Regions from separate parts of the Homo sapiens genome. Here all the other regions are linked to region 2. Evidence: chromatin loops called from intact Hi-C (ENCODE). Cell type or tissue: mammary epithelial cell. All regions are shown on one strand.

Region 1 (8,000 bases), 600 kb before region 2:
ACGGAAAGTGCTTTAAAAGTAGGAGCTGTATTGTATCACTGTGATTTTCCTGTAAGTCAAGTACTTTCCAGTCAATCATTCTTGGAATAATGAAATAGTTCTCATTGATACAACATGATGGTTTTAACCTTTTACTGAAAATTATTTTTGTGCCAAAAGGGGTGATGGCATAATTCATCTTCCTTCAATATAATACCCATGTGGCTACTACCCTTTGCCTTCTCACAGTGATTTCCTCTTAAGGAAGAGCTGCTCTTATAGAGTGGGTGTGGCATCTGAAACCCCTGCCTTCCTGAGGTCCTTGACACTTCTGGGTTCTGAGTTCTAGTGGTGCCCATTGAGGAAGCTGGGGAATCAGGGAAGCGCAAGGACAGGAAAACTGGCCCCATGGAATACCTGAGCCTTCTAATGGGGGTGGGAGGGGTGCCGGTGGGGAGGGTTGAGGATTTAGCAGGGCTGGTGAGAGATGACACTCATGAGCAGCTGGCGAGATGACCCCAAGGGGAGAATCTGAGAGGCAGGAGCCCCTGAGGCAGCGCCTGGAGCTGGGTATGGGTCTGGGTGGGCAGCCTCTGCTGCTAGGGCTCGAGGCAATGTTGCCATAGGGAGGCTGGTTTCTTATTTCCCTTCCCCTCCGTTTCAGACAATCCTGTCTGTCCATAGCTGCCTCACTCCTCTCTCCCTCCCATTGTCCCTTGCCTGCCTGGGCCCTTGACTATGGCCATGGGTTAGTTCCTTCACTGAAGGTACCTGACTCATGTCCCTGCTTCTTAAGGCTCTGCTCTCTAATAAACGCTGTGGAGCTGGCATAAATGTGTGACATCCCCAGCAGAGCACACTTCCATGTTAATCTGAGTCTGCTGGTCTGCGATAGCTTTTGTTTTGAGGCTCTGCTCAGAGTCAGGCTCTCTGCTGAGTGCTTTCCAGGTTATGGCCTTTGTTTTCATCAGAACCCAGGGGAGGTAGGCTTATTTGGGGCTGCGGTGTGCGATTAGGCAAAGTGGCATTGCGCAAGGGTGCCCAGCTGAGGGCTGAGAGTGGGCTGTGGGCCACGGCCAGCTCACCAAGCTGTGTGCCTAGCAAGAGGGGCAGCTTCTTCTATAATAATTTGCACAGGGTGTCACAGACGCCAGCAGCAACCCTGGGCCATCTTTATTTTACGCTGAGGAAACTGGGATTCAAGGAGGTTAAATCTCTTGCCCAGTGTAAAGAAAAGGTGGTAAATGGCAGTTGAGATTTGTACCAAGGTCATCTGTGCAGGAATTCAGCAGCAGAGCAGATGGAGAAGCTATTTTGGGGGAAAGAGACTGCCCACATTTTCCCATTTCCCCATGGGAAGGCTTATGTTTTCCATAGTGATGAAGAAATACAGGGATGGAAGAGGGAAGGCCATGAAGCTCCAGTGAGGCTCCACTGCATGGGGGGTCCATTTTCCTCTGTGTGCTTGTGGCAGGAGCAGAGAACATGAACTAGCGTTGTCCTGGGCAGGTGTGGGAGAGGAGCAGGGGTACAAAGGAATCAAAGGTTTCAGGAAAGAATATTTCAGATGAACAGTCGGAGAGTCTGACCTGGATCAGGAAAGAAGAGAGGTCAGGAGGGGGTCAACAGGCAAGGAGAAAGTACAGGGAACTAAGACAACTGGGAACGGCGTAGAAGAGTTGAAAGCCAGGGGCTGCTCAGAGAGGAGGATGTGAGGTTTTACCGGAGAACTGAAGTGGTTCCAAGGAGGTACTAGCAATGTCCTGGAGGTTGTCATGGGAGTGGGAGGCTGCAGTGGAGTGGAGGTGAAGAGTCACCAGAATAGAGGGCATCTAGGAGCTATGAGACTTGGTAATGGTTCATCCTCATGGCACTGAAGTCATCCCACATCATGACAGCATTGGGACAGAGAGAAAAATGGTCATGTAGGCGCCCAAGTCCTAGATAAACAGACATGGAGCAGGAAAGGAAGTTGGGGGGTATGTAGCCATACAGTTTCAGCTGCTATGAATATAATGGGTCCTAAATCAGTATCTTTAGCCCAGACTCTCCTCTGTCTTTGGATTTGTGTATCTAACCACCCGTGAGCCTGCTTAACCTGGCTCATGTCTCTTGCAGGCAACTCTAACTCAACACGGCCGAAATGAACTCAAAACTCTGCCTTAACATGGACCTCTTCTTATCTTTTCAGCTTGTGGCACCTCCACACTGAAAACCTGGGGGTCTCCTGGGCATCTCCTTCCCATATACTTCATCAATCACCAGTTGTCGAGTTTAAATCCTAAATGTTTCTCAAATCTGTCCTCTTGTCTCCACTCCTACCCCCACTGCCCCAGTAATGTTCACATCACCTCACAGGGTCACATTAACTTCCAAGCCAGTCTCCCTGCCTCCGGTCTGGACCCTTCCAGCCCATCCTCTACACTACTGCAAATCTGTCCACGTGGCCCCCGTGGCATCAACTTCTTAACATGGCACACGAGGTTCCCTAAACCACTTTTCCAGTTTCATCTCTTACTTCCTCCTATTCACTTAAGGAACTTACTTCTTCCTATTCACTTACGGGTCTCAGTACATGGAGACACCTCGGCTTGGACTTTTCCCTAGACTAACTCCTATACTCATTTTTGGAGACTCAGCTTGGGTATTAACTTGGCCATCACATATTTATTGCCTAGCACTATGTTCAAAGCACTGTGCTGTCCCGGAAACCACCAGTCTCAGGCCCTCTGGCTGCCCCCTGCCCTCCCCTTGAGGGTAGCACGCCTGTCTTCATCACCTCCCTGTCCTGAGACCTAGTGCAAGGCCTGGACCATAGCTGAGGTAGGCACTGACCGAACCAAGAACTGTCAGGAGGATGGGTGCTGAGCGATGAGGTGAGGAGCACACACTGTCCCAGGAACGCCCTGTAGGAGGATGACAATGGAACAGATGCATGAAAGTTCTGGTTTGCCAAATTCCAGTTGATAGAAAAGGGGACAAGTTGGAGGAAATGATGGGTATGAAGTGTAGCTGGGAAAAACCCCCAAGTGATGAAAGTCTCCAAGGTAAGATCTTGTCAGGCAGCTCTAACAGATTCCAGACAATCTTGCAAGAATGACGTCACTACCAAGCTTCACTTGTTAGGAATCCGTACCCACGCTGAATGAGTCACTACCCAAACTGCCGAGGGACCCTAACAGTTACAGCGCGTGCATTCCTCCCCGATGTCTTCATGCATTCCATCTCACAAGTAGATGCCACTTTCTTCTCTTTTCAAAACCTCTCCCTACACAAAGCTATTCAGAGCCTACACTGTGGACATGAATTCCTCAGCCATGCTTGTGGTTTTAGAAGCCAGGGAAAAGCAAATGGGATGAAACATGACTAAATCATAAGTCAATGCATTATTTCTTAAAAAAGAATATTGCCAGGGGTTCAGGAAAGGGAGAGAGGGCAAATGTAAACCACCAGGGTCTCTGTTACCTCCCACCACCATACTGGGGCCACCAGATTCCACCAACAGGGTCAGCCTTGCTGGCTACACTGGGTTTAGGTCAGAATTTCTTCAAGGGAGAGTGTTTCAAGGAGGGCTGCGCCAGCTGCTGAGATGGCTCATACTTAGGCTGGCCCAGGGGCCAGGCTTGCTCTGCGCTCTCTTCCAAGTTCTAAAAATGGGGCTTCTGCCTTGTTCTTGCCTGCAGGAGGCTGAGGCGTGAGTATCTAGCTGACTGGGCCTGGGAACGTAAAAGTCATTCTTTGTCCTCCAAGGGTTAATCACTGACAGGCAGGAGATATGGGTGTCATATGTACCTGGTTTTAAGTCCTGCCTCTGCCCCTTGTTGTTAGGTGTCTTTTTTTTTTTTTTTTTTTTTGAGATCGGCTCTTGCTCTGTCACCCAGGTTGGGTTACAGTGGCGCGATCACGGCTCACTGCAGCCTCAACCTCCTGGGCCCAAGCAATCCTCCCACTTCAGCCTCCTGAGTAGCTGGGACTACAGGTGCAAGCCACCACTCCTGGCCAGCTCTGTCATCTTTTAAGAATGGTAAATTCACTGTCTTTTCACTGGCAATAAAGGTCTTGTGTCATTTTTATTTCTATTCATACAACTGGAAAATGTTTTTTTCAACTGGGACAATGCAGTAAATGGTTTGGATTTCAGACAGACCTGGGTTTAAGTCCTAATTTCACCACTTACTAGCTGTGTGACCTCTGGCAAGTCACTCAGCTTTTCTGTGGGTTTATTTATCTGTACAATGGGAACTTACCTCATAGGGCCATTGTGAAGACTGAATTAAGTAATGTATGTGAAAAGGCTTAGCACAGTGCTTGGCACAGAGCAGGTGTTCAACAAAGGTGAGGCAGACAAAGATGGTATTATCTCAGTGGCCCCTTAAGTTGCTCAAGTTTTTGGCAGAGAAAGCCCATGACCTAGGTCAGAGGGGGCCAGACAAGGCTTCTAAGAAACAAAGTAGGTCACCATCCTAGGGCACAATCCATAGGATTGTGAGACAAGGGGTTTATGCTGTGACTGGCTTTATGTTTCCAGCTCACAGTAGAAGGATAAAGGCATCCAGGAATGCACTTGGAGCCAGGAAGAGGTGAAGGCCAGTGTCCTGTGGCCCTTGTTTATGAGGGATGCCAGGCTCCAGAGAGTTCCAGCCATGGTCAACATTGTGTGCTGGGGTCTCTGAAATCCATTCCCCATGCTTTCATTTGGGGAGGACGTGCAGAGGGAGAACACTGAGAGAGGCGTCTGGACAGAGGCCTAGAGCTGGGGCGGGTAAGGCTGCAGGACAGGATGGGAACAGGGTTACTGCTGGCAGGGACAGCCTGCACTTCCTCAGTAATGCCAACTTGATGGAGCATTCCACTGTCTACCACAGCTAGCCGGCCACTGGGCAGAGGGCTGCCACCCATGGAGAGGAGATGTAGCAGAGGCTGGAGGACGGGGCAGGCAGGCTGAACAGATGGTGCAGGAACAGTGTGATTTTGGAGGACGTCTCTAGCAGGGCAGTGCTGGAACCTGAGGTCAGGGCCTATCCTGATTAATGATGGATATAGGGCCACCTGACCTACTTACTCCATGTCATCAACCTCGCCACTCAGAGTGAACAGAAGGGCCCTGCCTACAGCCTTCATTTCATCCAGGGCATGCATTCCCAACTGGGGCTATATCTCCCCGAAAGGGGTCAAAATCCATTCTTGGTGGCAGTGCGTGAAAAAAATCTTAGATATTACACAAATGCTCTCCAAAGGGCCACAGTATACACACACACACACACACACACACACACACACACACACACACAAGCGGTCCCAACTTATGATGGTTCGACTTATAATTTTTCAAGTTTATGACAGTGTGAAAGTGATACATATTCAGTACAAACTGTAATATAATGTTTGGTAGGTGTGTTAGGCAGTTCTTGCATTGCTATAAAGAAATACCTGAGGCTGGCTAATTTATAAAGAAAAGAGATTTAACTGGCTCATGGTTTTGCAGGTGTACAAGCATGGTGCTGGCACCTGCGTGGTTTCTGGGGAGGCCTCAGGGAGCTTTCACTCATGGTGGAGGACGAAGCAGGAGCAGGCATGGCACATGGGGAGAGCAGGAGCAAAAGAGAGTGACGGGGAAGATGCCACGCACTTTTGTTTTTGACACAGGGTCTCACTCTGTCACCCATGGCTTACTGCAGCCCCAACCTCTGGAGCACAAGCCAGCCTCCTGTCTCAGTTTCCCGAGTAGCTGGGGAAAAAAAAAAAAAATATATATATATATATATATATATATATATTTTTTTTTTTTTTTTTTTTTTTTTTTTAGAGAGAGAGTCTTGCTATGTTGCCCATGCTGGTCTTGAACTCCTGAACTCAGGCAATCCACCTGCCTTTGCCTCCCAAAGTGTTGGGATTATAGGTGTGAGCCACTGTGCCCCACCACCATACTTTTAAACAACCAGATCTTGAGAGAACTCACTCACTATTTTGAGGAGAGTGGCAAGGGGATGGTGCTACACCATTCATGAGAAATCCACCCCCATGATCCAGTCACCTCCCACAAGACCCCAGCTCCAACACTGGGGATTACAATTCAACATGAGATTTAGCAGGGACAGCATCTCAAGTATAGCAGTAGGTTAGCTGTATTAAATGCATTTTCTATTAATTATATTTTCAGTTTACGGTTGGTTTATCTGAATGTAATCCCATTGTAGGTCAAGGAACATATGTTTGTGTGTGTGTGTGTGTGTGTGTGTATGTGTGTACGTGGTATAAAAATTTCACGGGGGAAGAGGGAGGGTGATTAGGAAAAAAAGTCTCAAAAAAGTTTCCTTGGCATGGGATGATGATGAAAAACAAAGTTTGAGAAAAAATGAAGCAGGACCTCTTGTCCCAAAGAACTACCAGTGGCCCAGTCAGGGACTTCTAGTGAGTTAAGAAGCCCTGCGCAGCAACTCTAAGTTCAATGCACGCTAATACCTCCCTGCTTTCCTCACTGAGCCAGAAATCCCTAGCTCTGTCAGCCAGTTCCTCTCCTGTTTACCTCCATTTACAGTCTCCATGGCCACCAGTGAGTCCTAGGGACACTCAACCCCTGGAGTGAGGAATTTAACAAGAAGATGAGAACCCGCGTGGCATGGCCTATCTTTCCCAAAGTGGGAAAGTGGAAAGGTTCTCCCCTATGCAGACAGGACTGAGCGGTCTGTTTGTGAACATGCCATTAGGCACAGTGCCGCTTACACAAGAGCCTAGTTCCACAGCTCAAATCTGAATTTTTCTTTTTCTTTCTTTTCTCTTTAAAAAATATTTTTATAGAGACAGAGTCTCTCTTTGTTGCCCAGGCTGGTCTCAAACTCCTGGCCTCAAGTGATCCTCCTGCCTTGGCCTCCCAGAGTGTTGGCATTACAAGCACGTGCCACTGTACCTGGCCAAAATCTGAATTTTTCTAACTTCTCTTATCAGTGCATATTTCTATCATAAGGATGAGATCACATCCTTTCCTGAACCTCAACCTTGCAGCCTTCCCTAACCAGGTCAGTTTATGAGCATCATGATGGACAGTGAGAGTTCAGTTTTCTTATCATTATTGTGTAAGTGCTGACTTTTTTTCTAAAGAAATCTGTAGGGAACATGACAAACCATTATGTCGCAAATGTCCATGACTTTGCCTTCTACTACCAGCCACCTTGATTTTTGACATTTAAATTTCAATTATTAGCCAGGTGTGGTGGCTCATGCCTGTAATCCCAGCGCTTTGGGAGGCTGAGGCGGAAGGATCAGTTGAGGCCAAGACAAGCCTGGGCAACATGGTGAGACCCTGTGTCTACAGAAAATACAAAAATTAGCTGGGTTTGGTGGCATGTACTTATAGTCCCGCCTGCTTGGGAGGCAGAGGTGGGAGGATTTATTGAGTCAGGGGGTGGAAGTCACAGTGAGACAAGATTGTGCCCCTGTTGGATTGTGCCACTCCATCCTGGGTGACAGAGCAAGACTCTGTCTCAAAAAAAAAAAAAAGTCTGAGATAATCCATTTTTTAATTACTCTGCAATTAAAAGACAGAGCAGGGGCCAGGTGCGGTGACTCACGCCTGTAATCCCAGCACTTTGGGAAGCCAAGGTGGGCAGATCACTTGAGGTCAGGAGTTTGAGACCAGCCTGACTGACATGGCAAAACCCCATCTACACATAAAAAAAGTACAAAAATTAGCTGGGCATGGTGGTGCGCACCTGTAATCCCAGCTACTTGGGAGGCTGAGGCACTTGAACCCGGGAGGTGGAGGTTGTTGTAAGCTGAGATCACACCACTGCACTTCAGCCTGGGCGACAGAGCAATACTCTCAAAAGAGCAAATATTTTCTGGCTTAATGTATTTCAAATGACCACTTTCATATGAATCAAGTCTGAAACTGCATGCAGCAAAGTTTTGATATTATTTTTGCTTCTGTCTTTTAAATAGGTACAATTTTTTTGTCTTGGCTCTACAATTCATTAGCTATTGGATTTAAAAAAACAACTTTGAGATATAATTAATATACATAT
Region 2 (8,000 bases):
CTTGAGCCCCACGAGCCGCTGTCCCCCTGGCGCGCTCGGGGCCGCGGGACGGGCGCACGCCGCCTTCTCCTAGTCAAGTATCCGAGCCGCCCCGAAACTCGGGCGGCGAGTCGGCCACGGGAAGTTTATTCTCCGGCTCCTTTTCTAAAAGGAAGAAACAGAAGTTTCTCCCAGCGGACAGCTTTTCTTTCCGCCTTTTTGGCCCTGTCTGAAATCGGGGGTCCCCAGGGCTGGCAGGCCAGGCTCGCTGGGCTCCTAATCTTTTTTTTAATTTCCAATTTTTGATTGGGCCGTGGGTCCCCGCTGAGCTCCGGCTGCGCGCGGGGGCGGGAGGGCGCGCGCAGGGGAGGGACCGAGAGACGCGCCGACTTTTTAGAGGGAGGGATCGGGTGGACAACTGGTCCCGCGGCGCTCGCAGAGCCGGAAAGAAGTGCTGTAAGGGACGCTCGGGGGACGCTGTTCCTGAGGTGTCGCCGCCTCCCTGTCCTCGCCCTCCGCGGTGGGGGAGAAACCCAGGAGCGAAGCCCAGAGCCCGCGGCGCGGCCGGCGGACGAACGAGCGCGCAGCAGCCGGTGCGCGGCCGCGGCGAGGGCGGGGGAAGAAAAACACCCTGTTTCCTCTCCGGCCCCCACCGCGGATCATGTACCAGGATTATCCCGGGAACTTTGACACCTCGTCCCGGGGCAGCAGCGGCTCTCCTGCGCACGCCGAGTCCTACTCCAGCGGCGGCGGCGGCCAGCAGGTAGGTGCGGGCCCCGGTGCACCTGGCGGCGCGGGCGGACCCCTGCCCTCTTCTCGCCGCCACTGCCTCTTTTGCTTTCTTTTCTTTTTCTTGGCGAGAAAATACCTACGGGCCACCGTTGTAAGTTCTGGATTTTCGTCCTCCCCTTCCCCCCCACCCCCTTTTAAACTAGGGGATTGGAGAGTGGGCTTGAAGAGACAACATGCCCTTTTCCTCTCACGTTATATTTTACCCAGATAGACTCCTGGAATTGTAGGCCCCCTACCAGGAGCCTGTTACCTCCTTCCAAGAACTACTCCCCCTCCCCAGTGTCTGCCCCCCCCCCCCCACCCCTGCCCCGCGTCTTCTCTCTGGGTGGTGGACAGACAAGAAAATCTTTGCACCCACTGGCACCTCTCGACATCCTGGGACCCTATTCCTTCAGGAAAGCCCTCTCTCTCTCCTCCCCGTTCTCCATCAGTCATAACTCCTTTCTGAAAGGGGTTGGGGACCCAGAAACATGGTTGGACTCCTTCAAGTAATCTGGAGCGAGGGCGAGGGCTGCCGCTCTGGGAATCAGGTGCGAAGGTCAGGAAGGAAGAAGCCAGCCTTGGTTGGCTCATGCCGCCTGTGTGCCCCCTGCCTGCCTGCCTGCCCCCCCGCCGACCCGTCTTCTGTAAGGATCACGGACAGGAGGCTGCACTGCCCCCCAGGAACGAAGGAGCACCTTGAGGGTCTGGGGGTACCTGGAGCAAGGAGACCGGCAGAGGGAAGAGGGGGTCGGGTGGGGGAAGAGACATCACGCAGGCTCCTGGGTGGTTCTGGAAGCAGAAAACAACTTGTTTCTAAAGCAGCCGGACTGGTTTGCACTGGAGGGATTGTGCGTGTGATCTCTGTGTTTATAAATACCAGGAAGGTGCTGTTGGCGGGGGGGTGCTGATGGCGTGTCTGCCCTCTGCTGCAGCTCCCCCACCCGCTCTGTCTCGAGAGAGAGCTGGGTTAACGCAGGCCCAATACAACATGAAGCCCACCGTGGTCAGCATCTGTGGAGTCTAGCATAGTTGGCTGCAGCAAGGGATGCTCATGCTCCATAAGGCGGTGGCCTTGGCCTCTAGAAGGGGCTAGGGTGGGCTTCCAGGGAGGGGTGGACTCAGCTGGAAAGAATTTTGGAACGTGGCTCTCTTTTGGATCTGATGGGGGGGTCCCTTGTTCCAAAGTGATTCCCTATACCTGGTGAGTCCCCAAAATGGCTTTTCTGTCTTCCCTCTGCCTCCCATGGTGCTCCTATAAGCACCCACAGTAGAGACAGCCTAGTCTGTTCATTGAGGGTGCAGTCAATGCACCCTTCGTAATGAGCACCAAGGTGATGAGTTTAAAATCCGAAAAGTTGTTGATTATGTTTGCTTCCCAGCCCCGCTAGTGGTTTGTGTTGAATGTAAACATAATGAGGGAATAGGTTGAAGTCTGTACCCACTCCCTCCGTCTCCCGTTCGACAAACCCCAAACGCCTGTCTGTCTCCTCCTCCCTGAAATCAGGAAGGGATCTTTTGATTTCTTCTCTGTTCTTTTCCCTAATGTGTCTTTAGCAGTGATCATTGGAGTATTACAATCTCACTGCCTGGTTTAGCATAGACCCTGGGGCCTGGAGGGAAGTCAGACCGGACATCAGTGCCCCAACTGAATAATCTGTGTCACTAGGGCTTTGAGCCCAGGATGTGAGCGGAGGCAATTCCCGGTTTTGGAAGAAAATCAGACAGGAAACCAGTGCTAGGAAGAAGGAAGAGAACTCAGTCCAGCAGAGTGTAATAGGGCCTCATTACCGAAGCAAAAAGCAGCTGTTGGCTAATTCCTAGCATGCTGTAACACATGAGTATTTTGCAATTAGCAATAACCAGTGCACGGGGTTTCGCATAGACGCCTGCCCATTCGGCCCGGCAGTGTGTGAGGCGCCTTTCAAACCGGAGGGATTGGCAAGGTAATGCCACTTGAGACAAGTTTCTTGGCCTGTCCGCTCCTTGGTGTGGTGGTGGTTGGGTGGGGGACGAGGAGGAACTGGTGGATTTTTCTGTCATTGCTCCAAGTGTGAACAAAATTGTTCTGTGGTCCTAAGGACTGACCTCAGAGGCTTTTGTTCCTTCACAAGTCTATGCTATGACCTTGCCCGATCTTGGGCTCAAGGTAACTTTACTACATACCAGATAAAACCTGTAATCACTTTATTTCTCTCCGCTTCCTGTACTGGAAGACTTTCCTGGCAATTAGTGGATGGGCCTTTCTCTTTTATGGCATCTCAGTGGACCGATCCATATGAGACAGTTCTCTGGTTTTTCTCTGGGGAAGTGAATTTTATTTTTTTCAGCTCTCTCTTTTGGGGGTCCAATATTCCTGATTAGTTTGTTGCCAGTTCTTCAACCCAGAGCTTTCCCGTCCTCTCTAGCTTCATGAAGCTGGATCTTAATACATGGCCATGAGCTCCAGTGACTTTGGGGGTGGGGGGAGCAGACTAGTCTTTGTTACAGCCTCTGTTCTTATATATGGCAGGAACTTGAGGCATGAAAAATATTTCCTGTTCCAGTTATAGTTTTAATCTCAAAGGTTGGTCATTGGTGATTTTGTTTTGTCAGTAACCGTTGCACACACCTCCCCTTCTTGGATTTTTCTTTTTGCTGTTGTTTTTTCTCTCCTAACTTTCCTAGGAAAACATCTCCCAGATATATGCCCTGCCTGGCTGCTTGACTATTACGGTTTCAGGGCCTGAGCATTACGCAATCCAGCCAGTTACACAAACATAGGTCATTTCATAACTTGTTTTCATCAGCTGGGCCCCCTTTTAATGAAAAAACAAAACAAAAACAAGACCTAGAACTTTTCCAAGGCTGCTATTTGTTTCTCAGATAACTTGTGAAAATAAATCAAGGGCAGTATTTCCTTTTTGGAGTTAAGGAATACCAGACTAGCACTCTTCTTCCTCAACCACCCCTTCCCAAGACACACACACACACACACACACACACACACACACACACACACACACACAAAATTCCCCAGAGTGAACTTTTGCCAACTGTACCAGACTGGGACATTCCTCACATCAAAGAACTTTTACCAGAAATGACTGTGATTCCCAAGCTAGCCTCAATCATACCTCTCTAGTGCCCTCTACGGGAAATTTTTAGGAAAACTATCTTGGGAATGTATTTTTCCAGTCCCAGAGAGTGTTAAATTGGTGAGTTTGGAATTCTTAGGATGCTTTTTCTTTTTAATGAGGGACAAATAAATGCCACATATTTAACCGTGGTTAACTAGGAACTGCTTGACTTTGAGTTTCTTTTTTGTTTTCTTCTAAATAAAACCTGGTTAAAAAAGGAGTGCTTTTTCGTTGTGCACAAGTACCCTAGAACTTAAAGTATAATAAAAAATAAAAATAAAAAAAGGAGTGCTTTTTTCTTTTCCTATTTTGATGTCTGTCTATTCATTAGGTTGCCTTCACAGTTTGTTCAAATTCCCAAGGCATGTTTTCCTATGTGCTTATATTAGGAGGGGGCTTGTTCAGTTGGTGGGAATGTGGGAGGCATAGATTAAGGGTCTGGGTGCTTTTTTTTTTCCCCTTGATGTTACAGATGTTGTAGATTAGGATCAAACAAAATGTTATCCCAAGAATTTGTCTGTTCCGCTGATTCTTGATGGTGGAAGTCAGCTTCACTTTTTCATCAAAGGGAATGGGGTGAAATAGCAGTCATGTATTGTCTGAAAGGCATTTGAATTTTCCTATCCAAAACGCTGAGTGCATTTCCACTACCCATTTCTGCTTCTGCCTGTCTTATTATTCAAGGTGAGGGTAAAATTGGGAGACTTGTTTTTTCTTCTCTATCTTAATACAAACACAGCAGAACTTATTCATCCTTGTCACTGTCATCCCCTTCCTTGTTTTTTCCTTGGGGAGACTAAATGCTTATCTGAATGCTGCGGCTATGCTTAGACTCAGAAAGGTTTTGCAGTACCCCCTCTTTTGCAGTTGCTTTCAGCGTATTCTTTTGAAAATCCTCCCTACTAACAAATCTTTGTCCTTTGAAGGGTGAATTTGATATTTGGAAATTACCAAAAGCCTCTTTGGAGCCGAGTCTGACATACAAGTCTGGATGATCAGGCTGAGGCCAAAGTAGGGTGTGACCCTGTGTCCTGCAGGCCTCTAGAGTCTACCTGGGAGAGCATGCCCACGACAAAGGACACCAAAGCAGGCACCTTTGCCGTCAATAACTTGGATTTTTTTTCTCATTTGTTAGATAGGAATAAAGATACTGGTTGTGAGAATTAAGGAGACGAACGTTCCGGTCTATTTGTTGAAACAAAGAAAAAAATAGCATCATTACTTTGTGGATATGTCTCATCTATGTTGTATGTGGTGTCTTTTGGTGGCCACAGTATTTCAAAATGACAGCAGCTGCCCTGATTGAGGCAAATATATCTGTTCCAAACCCCATCTGGTAATTCTATCCCTTCTCCACTCCCTGGGCCAGAGAGGGAAGGTATAAGATTTCTCCTGGCCCACCTGGTCTCTCGGCCCTGTCCCGTGGCAGTGAGACTTTCCTAGGCTCACCTTCCGGTGGCTTTAATGGAGGATGAGAGGACGTGTCATTCCCATGGAGTACAGAGCCGCCAGGGAGCTGTGGGGGCTCCAAAGGGGCCCACACACTAGTGGAGTGAATTCCCCAGTGCTTTGGAGTGGCGCTTCTGGCCAAAAGGGCCCTGGCAGGGAAGCAGCTGGGGAGCCTGGACGAGGGCTAAGGCCTTCTCTTTCTGTTTCTTTCCTTCCCTGCTTCTCTTCCCCCTGGCAGGCAGCCAGGTGGAGGAGGATAGAGTAAGTCTTTCAAGGGAACCCAGGAAAGCGTGGAGGCTGAAGGGAGGCGAGTCACCTAAGACAGCATTTATAAACTGTAACGCTTTGGGAAATCACAACTTATTAGCAACAGTTTCCATTGTGACATAGTGGTATTTCTTCAGAGAGGAATGAAATGTCAGAGGTCAAAGTGATGTTCAACGCAGAACCTGTGAAGAATGGTTAAATTCCTTATGGAAGGCTTTGGGGAACATCCCAGGTTCAGTAAAAATACAGAGTATTTGCGTTAAACTGGACCTCAGTGGGGATGTGATGGGAGGTATGAGACAGATTGTGCCCTTATCCTTTTCTCTTCTTGGGAGCCAATCTTCTAGGATGTTGGAATTGTCCCTTTTCCATCCTGGGAATCTAAAGAAAGGGTTCTTAAAGGGAAAGAACCCAGTCCCTTCCTAGATACACTCAATCATACCTGCTTGCCTGGCAAGGCAGTTTACAGAGTCCACAGGGCTTCATGGCTTGAATGCTTGATAACCCAGACAAAAATCTATCTGATGGAGAATCGCCTGGCCAAGGGGCTGGGCCAAGAACCCCAACCCTGACTTCCATCTCACATACCAGTTCTGCCCACTCACGAGTCTCTGGGATAAGCCCTCGGCCCCATCCGGTCCTGTAGGGGCCCAAACCCTAGTTCCAATACCTGTCAGCAAAAAGCCATGGGTTCATAGCTGAAGCCAAGGCTCCAGTATAGAGTCTCAGGAGGCAGTTTTCCCAAATCAGCAACTGTTGTGGGGGGAACTTCTCTGACCTGCTGAGGTTTGGTGGCCCTAGAGGGTCCGTGTTTTCGGCCGTCTTTCTCATTGGCAGTGGAAGGAGCACACGCATCCTTCCCAAGCAGCCCGGTGGCACCCTAGCAACAGGGTACAGCAGGGTGATGGGAGTTTCCATGCCCAAAGACCACAAGGCTTGTAAGGGTTTGAACGTCGGCTCAGGGTCTGGAGGTTCAAGCTGATAAGTGAGAGCCCGTCTCCTCGGCTACCTGGGTTGGAGGAACATCTCAGTTCTGACTTTTTGCTTTCTTATTTCCTCTGTATTCGTTTCCCTCCAACCTGAGCATGGGAGATGAGAATGAACCTCTGGGACAGGGGTTGGCAAACTATGTCCTGAGTATTTTTCTAAATAAAATACAGTGGCACAGTCCTGCCTATTTGTTTACATGTTATCTAGGGCTGCTTTCGCACTGCAGTGGCAGAATTGAGGTGCAGCCAAGACCGTATAGCCCACCAAGCCTAAAATATTTGCTGTCTGACCCTTCACAGCAAAAGTTTGCTAAACTCTGCTCTAGGAGGTGGATGGGGACCACTATATCCTTTTATAGGCATTCTTGCCCACCCCGCAGTTGACAGGGTGACACAGTGAAATATTTGGAGGCTTTGCCAGGCTGGAATGCTACATAGGCATCCAGCATCTTCAAAGTGTCCTTGAGGAGGACATGTTGGCTACAGAGCCCCAGGCAGCCGAGTGAGGTTTTGGGTTACCTCTCCTGATCCCATCACTCCCAGCACACTCCTGGCATGCATGCAGCAGGTTTGAAACTGCCCTGTAGCCCCCAGCTGAGCAGCTCTATCTTGGTTTGTGTTTAGTGTTAACTCGTCCGTAGAGAACCACGATTTATCTCCAGTGTGACATGTGGCTGATTCTCGGGTCTATTGGCATAGAAGAATGCTAGGCTAACTTCTGGGACCACAAACTCCTAACTTCACCTCTTCTCTCCTACCCCAGTGTCTGAATAACACGTTTCTGAATAACACGTTTCTGAATAACATGCTGGGAGTTGAGACAAGACCCATCTGCCAGATCTAATTGAAACTTTTGTGTGTCTCCAAGAGAAGCTCCTCTTGGAGACAAAAGCCTTCTTTATCAGAGCCCCGGGCCCCTCTGGGGATGGGACATTGTTTTCCTTGCAGTTTAGAGCCAGTGTATTATCCAGATGGCTTTGCCTCCTGTCTGAAACAAGGTGTACATGCGTTTCAGAGGCAGTCATTACCTCCTGGCTGGTTTTTATTGCTGTCTTGTTTTGTCTAGACCAAGCCATTGCTGCGAGGAATCTGGCTGATGTATACCGGGGAGCACACACCACGGACCTGCCCTCCAGAGCGGGTGGACTAGAGGGCCTCAGAGGGGCTAATAGGCATCCACTTATTCTGAAGGGGTCTTTGTCCCTCAGCTTTGCTTCAGATTTTCTGCTGGGTTCCCCAAGCCTAAAACGGGAGCACTTTTATTTGTTGGAATGAGGAGTGACTTTCTTAGGTGCTTTCCTAAAAGGAAAGCTGACAGCTTCCCCATGGAGGAGGGAGTCATATCAAACCATTGTGCTGAATGCCTCAGGTGCATTTCAAACCCAGAACCTGGCTTGGGGAGAGAAATGGAATTTAAAAGTTGGGT
Region 3 (8,000 bases), 690 kb before region 2:
CCTAAAAACATGTCTAGAAAGCCAAAACTTTATTAACTATTATGTATTAAAAATTTCCAATAATAATAATAGCTAAGGCCAGATGCGGTGGCTCAAGCCTGTAATCTCAACACTTTGGGAGGCTGAGGTTGGAGGATCGCTTGAGCCAGGAGTTTGAGACCAGCCTGGATAATACAGTGGGACCCCATCTCTACTAAGAAAAAGAAAAAATAGGCCGGGCGTGGTGGCTCATGCCTGTAATCCCAGCACTTTGGGAGGCTGAGGCAGGCAGATCAGCCTGGCCAACATGGTGAAACCTCATCTCTACTGAAAATACAAAAATTAGCCGGGTGTGGTAGTAGGCACCTGTAATCCCAGCTACTCGGGAGGCTGAGGCAGGAGAATCACTTGAACCCGGGAGGCAGAGGTTGCAGTGAGCCAATATTGCGCCATTGCACTCCAGCCTGGGGTACAAGAGCCAAGACTTCGTCTCAAAAAAAAAAAAAAAAAAAAAAAAAGAAAAAGAAAAAAAAAGAAAAGAAAAAATAGGCCGGGCACACAGTGGCTCATGCCTGTAATCCCAGCACTTTGGCAGGCCAAGGCAGGTGGATCACCTGAGGTCAGGAGTCCCGAGACCAGCCTGGTCAACATGGCGAAACCCCGTCTCTACTTTTAGTAGAGACAAAAATTAGTCGGGTGTGGTGGCAGGCGCCTGTAGTCCCAGCTACTCAGGAGGCTGAGGCAGAGAATCACTTGAACTGGGGTGGAGGGGCAGAGGTTGCAGTGAGCCAAGATTGCGTCACTGCACTCCAGCCTGGGCGACAGAGTGAGACTCCGTCTAAAAAATAATAATAATAATAATAATAATAGTAGCTAAGATTTATTTAGTGCCCTCAATGTGCCAGGCACTATGCTAACTGCTTTGTATGGATTCTCATTTAATCTTCAAAATAGTTCAGTGAGGTGTAGGTACTATTACTTCCTTCAGTTATACAGCTGAGGAAACTGAAGACTTGAAGGCTAAAACCCTGGTTTAAGGCCACTTAGCCAATGAATTGGACTGGAACATAAGCAGTCCAATTTCTGAGTCTAACTTTTAACCCCCAGTATATTGCTTTAATTTTAAAAATAGACTTTTTAAGGGCAGTTTTAGATTTACAGCAAAAGTGAACAAAAAGTGTAAAACAAAGAGTTCCCATTTACCTGTCCCCCACCCCCCACACACAATCTCTTGTACTAGCAAAGTCCTGTACCAGAGTGGTACATTTTTTACAATTAAATCTGAATTGACACGTTATCAAACCAACTACAGTTTACATTAGGATTTACTCTTAGTGTACATTCTGTGGGTTTTGACAAATGTATAATGACATATATTCACCATTATAGTATATCATACAGAGTAGTTTCACTGCCCCAGAAGTCGTGTGTGTTCTGCCTATTCATCCTTCTCTCCCCCTTCAGCCCCAGGAGCCACTGATCTTTTTACTGTCTCCATAGTTGTATATTTTCCAGAATGTCATATGGTTGGATATTGCCTGCTTTTTTTTTGATACAAAGTCTTGCTCTGTTGCCCAGGCTAGAGTGTAGTGGCACCATCATAGCTCACTGCAGCCTCGAATTCATAGGCTCAAGGGATCCTTCCACCTCAGGTCCCCAAGTAGCCAGGACTACAGATATGGATCACCATGCCCGGCTAAGTTTTAATTTTTTTGTATAGATGGGGGTCTCACTATGTTGCCCAGGCTGGTCTTGAACTCCTAGCCTTAGGGATCTTCCCCTGCCTTGGCCTCCAAAAGTGCTAGGATTACAAGCATGAGCCACCTCACCTAGCCTAACTTTTTACTACTAAAACTCTTTTATTTCTAAAATTAAGGATATTTTGAGAAGAGGAAAATATTTAAAGCGGTATAGTAATTTTAAAGATATTTAGAGAAAAGGGAAGAAATGAAGCATGGGTAAAAAAATTAAATGCCAGCTGAGTGTTGTGGCTCATGCCTATAATCCCAGCACTTTGAGAGGCCAAGGCAGGATGATCGCTTGAGGCCAGGAGTTCAAGACCAGCCTGTGCAACATAGTGAGACCCCATCTCTACAAAAAATTTAAAAATTAACTGGGTGTAGTGGCAGCACCTGTAGTCCCAGCTACTTGGGAGACTGAGGTGGGAGGATCGCTTGAGCCTGGGAAGCTGAGGCTGCAGTGAGCCATGATCACGTCACTGCACCTAGCCTAGAAGACAGAACAAGCCCCTGTCTGAAAAACAAATAAAAATAAAAAAATTAAATGTCTAAGCATCTCAGCATCACCATAACATGACCACTGTTAAAATTCTGTTTATTTCAGTTGGGCATTGAGGTTTCATTGTATTGTACAGGAAAGAACACTATTCTACCAGTACTAGATGGAGTTAGCCCTTTCGGGAAATATGACACAATTCCCAACAAACATTGAAGCCGTTAGCCACAGCCTGAGGATCTGTTGCTTTACCACTGAAGTGCTGCCACCTCCCAGACAGGGTGTGACAAGTGGCCAGCAGCTGTGGATGCCTTCCTGAGAGAGTGGGAGCCAGAGGGAAGCCTGCCAGCCCTGTGGCAATCAAAAGCCAGAATCAAAGCCTCTGCAGGGGAGCGGGAGCCGCGTTCCCATACAGGGTTTAGTCCAACCAGATTCTTGACTGCTGGGAAATGATAAAACTCCTTGACCTTTGAGGAGTGGGTCCAGCATCAAACTGGTAGTCTTCTTGTGACAGGCCACTCTGATTCTGAGATTCCTCACTTAATGTGGGCGTTGAGAACAATTTTCAGGATTTCACCGCTGCTCTCTGAGAAGACTTTGCCCTCCTTTGGTTTTAGAGGTTTGGCACATCATAGTCCAGGGTGGAACCAAGACTTCTATTCAGTAGGATTCTGGAAATCTGCCCCCACCCCCACCATAGGACCTGGCATTGATGAGGCAGGTTGGAGGGCTCAGCATGTGATTGCAGTGTTTTCCATCAAGGGTACCTCTGCCTTCTTTATTCCCCTAGCCCATTTTAATTTCTCCATGTGGAAGTTTTAGGATCTATGCCTTTGCATTGCCCACTGCCCTAATCTAAGCTCCCTTCACCTCATGACTCCACAGGTCTCCCTCTCATCTCTGCCTTATCAACTCTCCTCCACATATGTCAAACACATCCCTGAGCAGAGTCCCTTGCTCTGAAATCTCAAAAGGTTTTCCAGTGTCCAAAGTGTGAGGGTCCAAATTCCTTTGAGGCTTTAAAAGCCTTATCATAGGGTTCCTGTGCTTTTCTATCATCATGACCCCACACCTGCCCTTGTCCCTCCCTTTCTTCCACCCGATGAGGCATACCTGCTACTCTAGAAATAACAGGTTATTTGCCCCAAACACACCTTTGCTTTTTCCTCTCCCTATATTTTCTATCAAGCCTTTCTGCATAGGCCTCAGTTTCCTTGTCTATTAAATAGAGAAAATAATACCTACCCAACAGTATTGTTGCAGAGATTAAGTAACAAATATAAACTTTTAGCCATGTCCAACACATAATCACCTCCCCCCACCCCATGTAGTTATTATGAGTGTCATTGTGGTCTTCCTTGCTCATGTTTGGTAAGTAAGGTACTACTTTTTTTCTTTTTAAGACTTTATTTTTTAGAGCAGTTTTAGGTTCACAGAAAAATTGAGCAGAAAATACAGAGATTTGCCATTGTCCCCACTCCTCTCATACACAGCCTCCCCCATTATCAACATTCCCCACCAGAGTGGTAAATTTGTTACAACTGATGAACTTATATTGACACATCGATATCACCTGAAGTCCACAGTTTACATTAGGGCTCACTCTTGATATTGTACATTCTCTGGGTTTGGAGAGATGTGTAACGTCATGTATCCATTATAGTATACAGACAAACATGGTTTCATTGCCCTAAAAATCTCTCTGTGCTCCACCCATTCCTCCCTCCCTCCCCCAGGCCCGACTCATTTTTAACACAATCAGCTTGCCCCAAACTACCTTCAGGAGGCCTCCCTGATTGCAGAGACTATCACTAATCCCTCCTTCCCCACTAGCGCTACAGCACTTTATTTCTACTTCTATTACAGCCCTTACTCCAACGGCTTGATATTCATTACTGATATGTGTGTTTGGGTTACTTACGTTTGTCACTTACAAGTTCTTGAGGACAGGAACTACATTATCTTGTACCCCATCCATGGCACCTAGCAGTTCACAAATTGGTGCTCAGTTAGTTAACTGTTGGTTTCAATGGGTGGAGGGCTGAAGGGCAGGTCCTAGCCCCAGCCCTTCCTATCCTTGGGTTTTTCTGTCAGAGAAGGGATACCTTCTAGCCACTTTTAGTTCCAGGACCTTGCTCCAGACAAGCTGGATAGTCTAGGAACTGACCATTTTAGCAAGTTTAATCCAGAGGGCTGGATTTATGTCCTACTTGGGGCAAAACCAGGCATGAACTACTCCTTCCCATCAAGGAGCGCTGCACTCCAGCAGCTGGCTTTAATTTGGATTTTCCAGGACCAGCTGCATTTAGCTGGGGTTGGTTGGGTTTCCTCAGGTCTGCCTTTATCACGCACACCCCGTCAGAAGTTAATGCAACCACGGCAGGGAGTGACCACAAGGGGGCAGTATAGACCCATTACAATGCGGTCAGCTTGCACAAGGGGCTGAAAGAAGATAAAGGTTTCAAAGCAGAAGAAAGAGTAAGAATCAGAAAAAAAGGAGGATTGTGAAAAAGTTAGGAGCAGCAAGCTAGTTTCGCTCACAGACATTCCTGGACCCAAGACCTGGCAGCAGAAAGTTAGCCAGAGACACCGGTCAGGCCCAAATGGTGCTCCCAACTCTCCTCCAAAACTGCCTTTTCCAGTGCTTAATTTCACTTAGAGAAAGTCGCTCTCCATTTATAATGCCAATATTCTATGGAGGACTTTGGGCATTGCATATTTATTCCTTACACACTATATTTCAGCTTTACAGTTTACAGAGGATTTTTTTCACACTTGTTAAAAAAAAAAATCCGAATCCCCTATTAGACTTAAAAGGTAAAAACAGATGTTAATTACCTCTGTTTAAAGAAACTGAGGCACTGGGCAGGGTGGCTAACACCTGTAATCCCAGCATTTTGGGAGGCTGGGGCAGGTGGATCGCCTGAGGTCAGGAGTTCGAGACCAGCCTGGCCAATATGGTGAAACCCCGTCTCTACAAAAAATACAAAAATTAGCCAGGCATGGTGACCCCTGCCTGTAGTCCCAGCTACTCAGGCTGAAGCAGGAGAATCACTTGAACCCAGGAAGTGGAGGTTGCAGTGAGCCCAGATTGCATCATTGCACTCCAGCCTGGGCATTGCAGCGAAACTCCATCTCAAAAAACAAAAACAAAAACAAAAAAAACCTGAGGCTAGACACATGAAGTGACTTGCTCAAAGGCACACCGAGTTTGTGGTGGAACTACATCTAGATGTGAGTTTCTTTCATTTCTGTTCCTTTGCTTAGTCCTTCTAGTTTTCAATTGTTTATGTCTGTAAGCTTAGTGAGTTTTTAAGAGCAAGGACTATATCTGATTCATCTTTATATCCCTGAATGGTGCCCCTTAATCTTTAGGGCTATGGCTGGGTGTGTTGTATAACACCTTCTCCAGAGTTAGAGTCCATGATCTATCTCTTATCCTCCATGATTCAATAATTTTGTGATTTTGAGGCACGGCCCTAACAAAGACAGTGGTGGCTATGAGTGATCCTACTGGCTGAGCATTTCAACAAGGGCAGCCACTTGGCTGCATCCTTCGTAATACAGAGAGGTTGTGAGACAGTTTTCCAAAGTATACACGAGTGTCCCTGGTGTCACGAGAGTCGACTTTAGGGGATGAGGATGAAAATGTTTAATTTTAGTAGCTACACATATAAATACATATAAACAGTATAAATGTAATATGTCACATTACATATACATATTAAAATATATATGTACATTTTAATATATATGTACACATATATACACACATATGTATTGCAGCTTAGAATGAAGTTAACTTTTTTATGTCAACAGATTTTAGGGTACAGGTAAGTATTTGGTTACATGGGTAAATTTTTTTTTTTAAGAGAGATGGGGTCTCAATATATTGCCCAAGCTGGCCTTGAACTCCTGGGCTTGAGAACCACCCACCTTAGCCTCCCAAAGTGCTGGGATTACAGGTGTGAGCCACCACACCCGTCACATGGGTAAGTTCTTTAGTGGTGATTTCTAAAGAGATTTTAGTGTACCCATCACCTGAGCAGTGTACACTGTACCCAATACTTAGTCTTTTATCCTTCACCATCCTCCCAACCTTCCCCAGCCGAGTCCCCAAAGTCCACTATATAAATCATGCCTTTGCGTCCTCATGGCTTAGCTCCTACTTATAAGTGAGAACATACAATGTTTCGTTTTCCATTCCTGAGTTACTTAACTTAGAATAATGGGCAGAATGAGGTTAACTTTTAAATTGTGTTTATTTAAGAAAAATATTATGTAAATAATAGTATGGTGGTATGCCACAAGGCAGAAAGCCTGAAACAGATATACCAATGACAAGTTCAAGGAACTGTGGTGAGGTGGGAAAATGTAACAAAACTCATTAGTCACAAACCTCACTTCAAGTCTGGCTCTGTCACACTTAAGTCATGTAACCCTGATTAAACTGCTGACCTTAAATGAGGCTGTTTCCTCATCTGTGAAGTTGAAAAAGAACTCCTACCCTCCTAAACTCACATTAAAATATGTAGAAACATGCTGAAGCCCGGAACACACCGTGCAAATAGCCCGTGGGGCTGATATCCCAATTTCCTCTTTTACCAAGGTCTATCCAGGGCTTCCTCTTCACCACCCCAGGAAGTGCCTCACAACTAGCCCCTATTTCCCAGGATCCCAAGGACCAAGTTCTATTCAGTTTGTTGTCCACACCTGGGTCTGCCATTCTGAGGGTGGGGAGGTGGGAGGGGCTGGAGAAATCCTGGAATCAGTCTGGGAACAAGTCCCAACACATGTCACTGTTTGCTTTGTCATCCTGATTCAATGACCTCATACAAGGAAGGGAGGGAGCAGAAGGAGCTGTTCCCTTCCAGATACCTAAGGAGGCTTCTGACATCTACTGTTTTCCTTGGCACGAGAAGGGCAGGAGCTGGGCTGTGATTTTTAAGGTCTGAGCTAATCTTGGAAGTGGTGAACAGCACCTCCCACAGCTGGCCAGACTGCTGCTTGGGGAACTGCCTTGAGCAAAGGGGCAGAGGGAGTTGGAATGGGCATCAGAACCCAGGCTGCTGCCCCTGCTCCTTGAAAGGGCTTCAGAACACACTGCCCTATCCATCCCCAGGATCTCACCAATCTTAGTACTAAGAATGCTAAGAATGGGCATGTCGCCCAGTTAGGGAGAAAAAGCCTGAAGCTAGGACAGCTCCTTTTTTTTTTTTTGAGAAAGAGTCTCGCTCTGTTGCCCAGGATTGAGTGCAGTGGAGTGATTTTGGCTCACTGCAATCTCCACCTCCTGGTTCAAGGGATTCTCATGCCTCAGCCTCCCGAGTAGCTGGGATTACAGGCGCCCGCCACCATGCCTGGCTAATTTTTGTATTTTTAGTAGAGACAGGGTTTCACCATGTTGGCCAGACTGGTCTTAAACTCCTGACCTCAGGTGATCTGCTTGCCTTGGCCTCCCAAAGTGCTGGGATTACAGGTGTGAGCCACTGTATCTGGCCTAGGACAGCTCTTGAATGGATTCTTAGCCTGGCCCCTCATGGGACATTCAACTGGGGTTGACAGAAGCTTCATTGACCCCAGGGTCAGAGAGTGTAATCGTCCTCACGGACTTATACATATAATGCATACTTTTTGAGCACCTACTATGTACCAGGCCTTTTGGGGAAATGAGCCAGCCATGTTGTATCAAAAGGCTAGATAGGACCTTAGAGTCACCTTTTTACCACCAGGAGTCCTTGTGTCATCCTTATCCCACTCCCTCTACCATCCTGGACATAATTAAC

The links. Peaks named below come from ENCODE experiments on the same cell type or tissue, not always from the same donor. Only the 100,000 strongest peaks of a DNase experiment are listed, where the experiment ranks them.
Region 1: a loop joins it to region 2, with 6 times the contacts of the local background. A loop is called at or near these places in 23 of 110 quality-filtered maps.
Region 3: a loop joins it to region 2, with 9 times the contacts of the local background. A loop is called at or near these places in 75 of 110 quality-filtered maps.

What each region holds. Positions count from the first base shown.
Region 1 is chr2:27,796,238-27,804,237 of GRCh38, forward strand. The region is part of intron 7 of RBKS (ribokinase); the gene reads right to left. Among named protein-coding and RNA genes, the nearest start is that of MRPL33, 29 kb to the left of the region's middle. RefSeq lists enhancers at 2,265-3,230, 2,411-3,610. In mammary epithelial cell, a CTCF peak has its summit at 3,645; DNase peaks (open chromatin) are centred at 3,204 and 3,604; H3K27ac peaks cover 2,585 bases.
Region 2 is chr2:28,393,081-28,401,080 of GRCh38, forward strand. FOSL2 (FOS like 2, AP-1 transcription factor subunit) reads left to right here. Exons shown (of 4, transcript NM_005253.4): 1 at 1-742. The coding sequence starts at 641. It overlaps FOSL2-AS1 (FOSL2 antisense RNA 1), which reads right to left and starts at 1,592. Exons shown (of 2, transcript NR_103831.1): 1 at 1,468-1,592. RefSeq lists silencers at 1-114, 601-777 and enhancers at 1-739, 895-1,395, 1,396-1,896. In mammary epithelial cell, a CTCF peak has its summit at 3,872 (motif pointing left); DNase peaks (open chromatin) are centred at 341, 2,571, 3,501 and 3,801; H3K4me3 peaks cover 5,602 bases; H3K27ac peaks cover 4,283 bases.
Region 3 is chr2:27,699,329-27,707,328 of GRCh38, forward strand. It overlaps LINC01460 (long intergenic non-protein coding RNA 1460), which reads right to left. Exons shown (of 2, transcript NR_135200.1): 2 at 6,458-8,000. Among named protein-coding and RNA genes, the nearest start is that of LINC01460, 12 kb to the right of the region's middle. RefSeq lists a silencer at 4,568-4,637. In mammary epithelial cell, CTCF peaks have their summits at 4,611 (motif pointing right) and 7,195; DNase peaks (open chromatin) are centred at 4,593, 6,683 and 7,073; H3K27ac peaks cover 2,395 bases.